Regions from separate parts of the Homo sapiens genome. Here region 2 is linked to region 1. Evidence: chromatin contacts called from ENCODE Hi-C data. All regions are on one chromosome and are shown on one strand. Each heading gives the region's core, a stretch centred on a gene start or an enhancer-like site at or near the end of the contact. The rest is flanking DNA. Distances are from core to core; before and after follow the strand shown. Region 1 overlaps MACROD2 (mono-ADP ribosylhydrolase 2). Region 2 overlaps MACROD2 (mono-ADP ribosylhydrolase 2).

Region 1 (3,153 bases), core at 327-2,826:
TTTGTCAGAAATAACTGGTTATTTTATTTTAAAAACAAAAAGTAGAAATAAAGAGGCAAAATGTTAATATGTTTAAAATTCTTGGTGGGTAATGCATGAGTACTGTTATTTTTCTCAGTACTTTTCTGAGATTAAACATTTTAGGTAAAAAAAAATAAAGCTTTCTAAATAGCATCATCAGTTTTCATTAGAAAAAGGGGAAGAAATTCAAAAGAAACATATCAATAAGATGAATTTATATATAAGCAAATCTTCATGTTCATGTCTAGGGATGAGAGGAAATCTTATTTATAAGTGCAGAGCTATAGAGAGAGACTGCCTGAGTTTGAATCCTTGCTCTACCCTTACTAGCTATGAGATCTTAGGAAAGTTGTTTAACCTCTCTGTGCCTGATTTTCCTCATATATAATAGGAATAATAACAGTAACTATCACAGAGGGTTGTTTTGAGGATTAAAATTTGATAATATTGCAGAAGTATCTGAACAGTGCCTATCACACCAAGCTCAGGGACATACAGAAGTGATCACCATGTTTTGTTAGACTGTCTTAGACTTTCTATACAAGGGTATTTCTCCTTTTAGTGAAACTATCTTTAATACACTGATATGATAATTAATTATACGAAGGGAAAATTGCACGGACTCTCATCTGCAGCAGCAAGTCCTGGTTTATAACGTAAAAATCTAATGAATTGCAGCAGCAAAGTTTCCATTCATTCATTTAACTAATAAGTTAAAACCTCATTATAATGTCATTTACTGTGCAGTGCAATTCAGCAGAGGGATCTCTCTTGGGCCTCAGCTAGAAGGATTTAATTACTGGATTACCAAGAGGACTTTCAGTCAAGTGGCATCACCGATGAGGCAAACTTGAAGGACAGAGTTATCAAGAGAGTCCAGCATCCTTTTTTAGAAGTATAAATGTTCAAGGGTTGATGTGGAAAACATGCAAGGCTTTCAAAAGCTTTCAGTTTAGACTACTCAGGATAGAATGAAAAGGTGGGAGAAAGTGAATAAGCATGCAACTCACATATTTATAATCCCAGAATGTCACAGGTAGAGTATCTACAGAATATAGATAGCAGTGACATATGGAAATACAAAAGGCAGAAGAGAAACCTGAGTGCTCCATAACTAAAGAAATCACTTTTGAGTCATTTCTGTTTTGCCCATTGCAAAGATAAAGCTAAAGACACTGATTCCCACTTATATTTTGTATATTTTTAAGCACCAATGTTTCAGCACATTTTCTGCTCATCTGTTAAGCTGCAGGCCTTATGACCACAGGAATTCCCTCATAGAAGGGAAATAAAAGAGATGAATTCGGGGGTCTCTATAGTCTTGGCATGCTACAGAACCCATTACTACAAACTGGAAAGCCCACTCTGAGGTCCAAGACAGTGGACTTCAGGCCATCAACAATAAGCCAAATCTCTCCAAGAAGGAGAGATTACTCTGGTGAGCCAGCTCACTCCTACAGCTCTAGCAGTGCCAGTTTCTGTTTTGAAAGCAAAATGCCTATGTTTGGTATGTAGATTATGACTGTGTCAGAGTCCAAATCAGCATGCATCATAAAGGCACCAACATTCACAGAGGGAAATGCATTTTACTACTGTAAGCAATTTAGTTCCCCTGTTTAAATGGATTTTATACAAAATGTGGATAGAATGGAATAAAATAAATGCACTCATCACGAATCTCTTTTTCCCTCAAAGTACTAAGCAAAGATTTTAGTTATCTGGCACATCTATTACACACACACACACACACACACACACACACACACACCACCATATGTCTTAACTGTCAAAGAACAAGCTTACTCATCTATGCCTAAGCATAACTGAATAGTTGAGTGATTGATATTCAGCTTCATAAGTGGAACTTTTTTTTACCTTTTGCTAGATACTCAATTATGATATAAAAGGTCCATAATGAAAATTTTTGAAACAGTTCTATAAAACTCAGCTTATAATATCATGAAATGTAATGCTACACGGCACGTTGCAAAATACAGCACCTAAGATCTTGCATGAAAAGAAGAAGTGAAAAATGAGTTTTCCCCAGACTATGGTCTATAGGTATATATTACACACAGAGACACACACACAAAATATGGTTAAAGTTCATCTCTCAAAGAATATTCATACTGCTCCTTTAATATAAGGAGAAGTTAAACTTTAAACTTCTAGATTTAAAATTTAAACTTTAAACTTCTAGATTTAAACTTTAAATTTCTAGATTTAAACTTTAAACTTCTAGATTTAAACTTTAAACTTTAAACTTCTAGATTTAAACTTTAAACTTCTAGATTTAAACTTTAAACTTTAAACTTCTAGATTTAAAAAGTTTAAACTTTAAACTTCTAGATTTAAAAAGTTTAAACTTTAAACTTCTAGATTTAAAAAGTTTAAACTTTAAACTTCTGGATTTAAAAAGTTTAAACTTTAAACTTCTAGATTTAAAAAGTTTAAACTTTAAACTTCTAGATTTAAAAAGTTTAAACTTTAAACTTCTAGATTTAAAAAGTTTAAACTTTAAACTTCTAGATTTAAAGTTCTGTGATAAAAGTTGATGCTTGAGGAAAAGAAATTAGTTTTCACATAGGTATTAAACTACATATTACTGGAATATATGCTTAAGAATATTTCTTCACAAATAGAGTGCAAGTTGTGAGACTGACGGCCTTCCTTGTAATAAAATAAGATTCTATTTCTGTAAAATTAATATTATCTCCCTGACTATCATGCTATTTCCTTCTCTGTCCCAAATAACAATGAACTCTGGCAGTCTACAAAGAGGAAGATGCCCAGCTTGCTCTGACACAAAATAATAAATAGATTTCTCATGTTGCTGCAAAGTCCCTAGCATTCTATTTGTAAAGAACAAGTTGTAAAGCTTTATTATTTCCCATAAAATCTGAACAGTTTGAACACAGAGGAAATACACATCAACATTCCCCCTTTTAACACATTTACAACATTTAAGCAAGTTGTAAGCACTTGGGCTAGCAGTCTCAATCAGAAAAGTCAGTTATAACACATTTCAAACCCATAAAATTATCACTTTATTTTAATGAGATTTAACAATAAATTGAGCTTAGAAATAGACTTTGAACGCTGACTCTGTATCGGGGGAAAGGACCTCACTAT
Region 2 (3,153 bases), core at 229-2,728, 620 kb before region 1:
CTTAATTTTCTTTTCAGTTTGTTAATTACTGGTATATAGAAGCAACTGATTTGTGTGTATTGATGTTGTGCCCTGCAACTTTGCTGACTTTGTTTACTAACACTAGCAGTTTTCTCTTTTTGTGGATTTTTGGAATTTTTAATATAGAGAATCATGTTATCTGCCATTAGAAATAGTTTTACTTCTTCCTTTCCAATTTTAATGCTCCTTATTTTTTCTTGCCTACATCCTCTGTCTGGAACTTTTAGTACAATGTTGAACAGCAATATTGAAAGCAAACATCCTTGTCTTGTTCTTAATTTTAAAGAGAAAGGTTTCAGTCTTTCACCATTGACCATGGTATTAATCATCAGGTTTTCATAAATGTCCTTTAACATGTTGAGAAAGTTTCTCCCATTTCTAGTTTTTGAGTATTTTTCTCATGAAAGGTTTTGGATTGTGTCAAATTCTTTTTCTGCACTGGTTAAGATAATTATTTTTTCCTTTGTTCTATTAATATGGTGTATTACATTGATTGCTGTTATCTTATTGAATGACTCTGGCATTTCTGTGATAAATCCCATTTAGTTATAATGTATAATCCTTTTAATATGCTATTAAATTGAGTTTGCTAGTATTTCTTGAGGATTTCTTCATCTATAATCATAAGGGATTTTGGTCCATAATTTTCTTATTTCTAGTGATGTCTTTGTCTGGCTTTGGTATCAGGATAAGCTGGCCACATAGAATGAGTTAGAACATGTTCCCTCTTCCATTTTTTGGAAAAGTTTGAGAAGGATTGCTGTTAATTGCTTAAATGTTGAGTAGATTCACCAGTAAAACCATCTGGTCTTAGGCTTTTCTTTGTTGGGAAGTGTTTAATTACTGATATAATTTCTTGTTATATAAATCTGTTCAAATTTTGTTTCTTCATGAGTCAGTTTTGCTACCTTGTATGCTTCTAGAGAATTGTCAATTTCATCCATGTTTTGTAATTTGTTAGCATACAATAGTTCAAATATTCTCTTATGATCTTTTCGTGGTAGAAGGTCTATAGAAATGTCACCACTTTCATTTCTGATTTTAGTTAAGTGCAACTTCTATTTTTTTCTGATTTCAGTTAAGTGCAACTTCTGTTTTCTTCTGATTTCAATTAAGTGCAACTTCTGTTTTTTTCTTCGTCTTGCTAAAGATTTGACAATTTTGTTGATCTTTTCAAGGATCTAACTTTTAGTTTTATTAACTATATCTCTGATGGCTAATTTTATGTATCAGCTTGACTGGTCCCAGACATTTGGCCAAACATCATTCTGGGTGTTTTTGTAACAGTGTCTCTGGATGAGATTAACATTTGAATTAGTAGACTGAGTAATGCAGACTGTCCTTCCTCCCTAATGTGCTTGGGCTTCAACCAGTTAACTGAAAACCTCAACAGTACAAAAAAAACTAAATAAAAAGAAACCCTTCTGCTTGACTACCTTTAGCTGAAACATTGCTATTTTTCTGCCTTTAGACTCAAACTGAAACACTGGTTGTTTTTGAGTCTGAAGCCTGCCAGACTCAAAAAGCCATTGGACTGGAACTTATATTCTCAACTTTTTTGGTTCTCCAGATCTTGGATCTTTTCAGCCTCCATTATCAAGTGAACCAATTCTTTATAATAAATATCTTGATAGAGATAGATAGACAGATAGATAGATAGATAGATAGATAGATAGATAGATAGATAGATTAGATGGATGGACAGAGATATAGATATCTTCTTAGCTCTGTTTCACTGGAGAACACTAATACTAATGTTTCTTCTTGAGTCAGTTTTGCTACATTGTATGTTTCTAGAGACTTGTCAATTTTATCTCTGTTCTGTAATAGTTCGAATATTCTCTTATGATATTTTTGTTGTAGGTCTATAGAAATATCACCATTTTCGTTTAGTCAGGGGAATTAGTCAAGGTCCTCCAGGTTTACTCTGATGTTTTTCTATCCTCTATTTCATTTATCTCTGCTCTAATAATTATTATTTCCTTTTTTAATACAAGCCTTGGGCTTAGTTTGCTTATTGTTTTCTACTTTCTTAAAGTGCAAAATTGGATTATTGATTTGAGATCTTTATTTTTAATGTTGGCATTTACAGCTATAAGTCACCCTCTGAGCACTGCTTTTTCTGCATCCTGTAAGTTTGTGTATGTGTGTTTTTATTTTCATTCATGTTTAGGAATTTTGCAATTTACCAGAGTGATTTCTTCTTTGGTTTATTGGTATTAAAGAGTGTGTTATTTAATTTTATTTTTCACATATTTGTGGACTTTCCAGTATTTTTTGTTGTTGTTGTTATTGGTTTCTAACTTCATGTCATTGTGGTCAGAGAAGATCACTTACATGATTTCAGTCTTTTCAAATTAATTGAAAATTGTTTTTGTGGCCTACCGTATGGTCTATTCTGGAAACAGGCCCAGAAGAAATTGAGAAGAATGTGTATTCAGCTGTTGTGGAATGGAGTGTTCAAAATCTCTGTCAGGTCTAGTTGGTGTATGGTGCTATTCAAGTTCTCTATGTCCTTCTTGGTCTCCATTTCAGTGTTCTATCCATTACTGAAAGTGGGATATTTAAATCTCTAATAGTTACTGTAGAACTATCTATTTCTCCCTTGAAGTCCATCAGTGTTTGCTTCATATCTTTTGGCTCTGTTGTTTGTTGCCTATATGTTTATAAATGCTATGGCTTCTTAAAGAATAGACTCTTTTATTAATATTTAATGTCCTTCTTTCTCTCTTTTAATAGCTTTTGACTAAAAGATCATTTTGCCTGATATTAGTAGAGCCACCCTGGCTTTCTTTTGGTTACTACTTGCATGGAATATCTTTATCCATATTTTTGCTTTGAACCCACATTTATCTTTAGATCTAAAGTAATCTCTGGAATCGTGTTTTTATCTGTCTGACCATTTCTGCCTTTGGGAAAATTTTATCCATGAGCATTTAAAATAATTACTGATAAGGAAGTTCTTAATTCTGTCATTTTGCTATTTGTTTTCTGTATATGTTATACTTTTTTTGTTCCTTATTTCCTTCATTATTGCTTTCTTTTGGGGTTAACTGACTTTTTTTTTTTTTAGTGTGCCATTATTACTTCTTCCTTATTTCTTTTTGTGTGTTTTTTAAAGATATTTTCTCA

Evidence for each region. A loop is a pair of places that touch in the nucleus more often than their neighbours do. Pooled maps may share reads with other maps.
Region 2: a loop to region 1 is called in a pooled map, with 8 times the contacts of the local background. The contact joins two enhancer-like sites. A Hi-C loop is called at or near these places in 5 of 37 single-sample maps with no recorded cell type and 3 of 50 pooled maps.

Annotation. Positions count from the first base shown.
Region 1 is chr20:14,699,159-14,702,311 of GRCh38, reverse strand. The region is part of intron 5 of MACROD2 (mono-ADP ribosylhydrolase 2); the gene reads right to left. Among named protein-coding and RNA genes, the nearest start is that of MACROD2-IT1, 150 kb to the right of the region's middle. Within about 2 kb of position 1,576, at least 2 of the 41 ENCODE cell types and tissues checked have a DNase peak (open chromatin) inside an H3K27ac peak, as active enhancers do.
Region 2 is chr20:15,316,041-15,319,193 of GRCh38, reverse strand. All of the region lies in intron 6 of MACROD2 (mono-ADP ribosylhydrolase 2), which reads right to left. Among named protein-coding and RNA genes, the nearest start is that of MACROD2-AS1, 390 kb to the right of the region's middle. Within about 2 kb of position 1,478, at least 2 of the 41 ENCODE cell types and tissues checked have a DNase peak (open chromatin) inside an H3K27ac peak, as active enhancers do.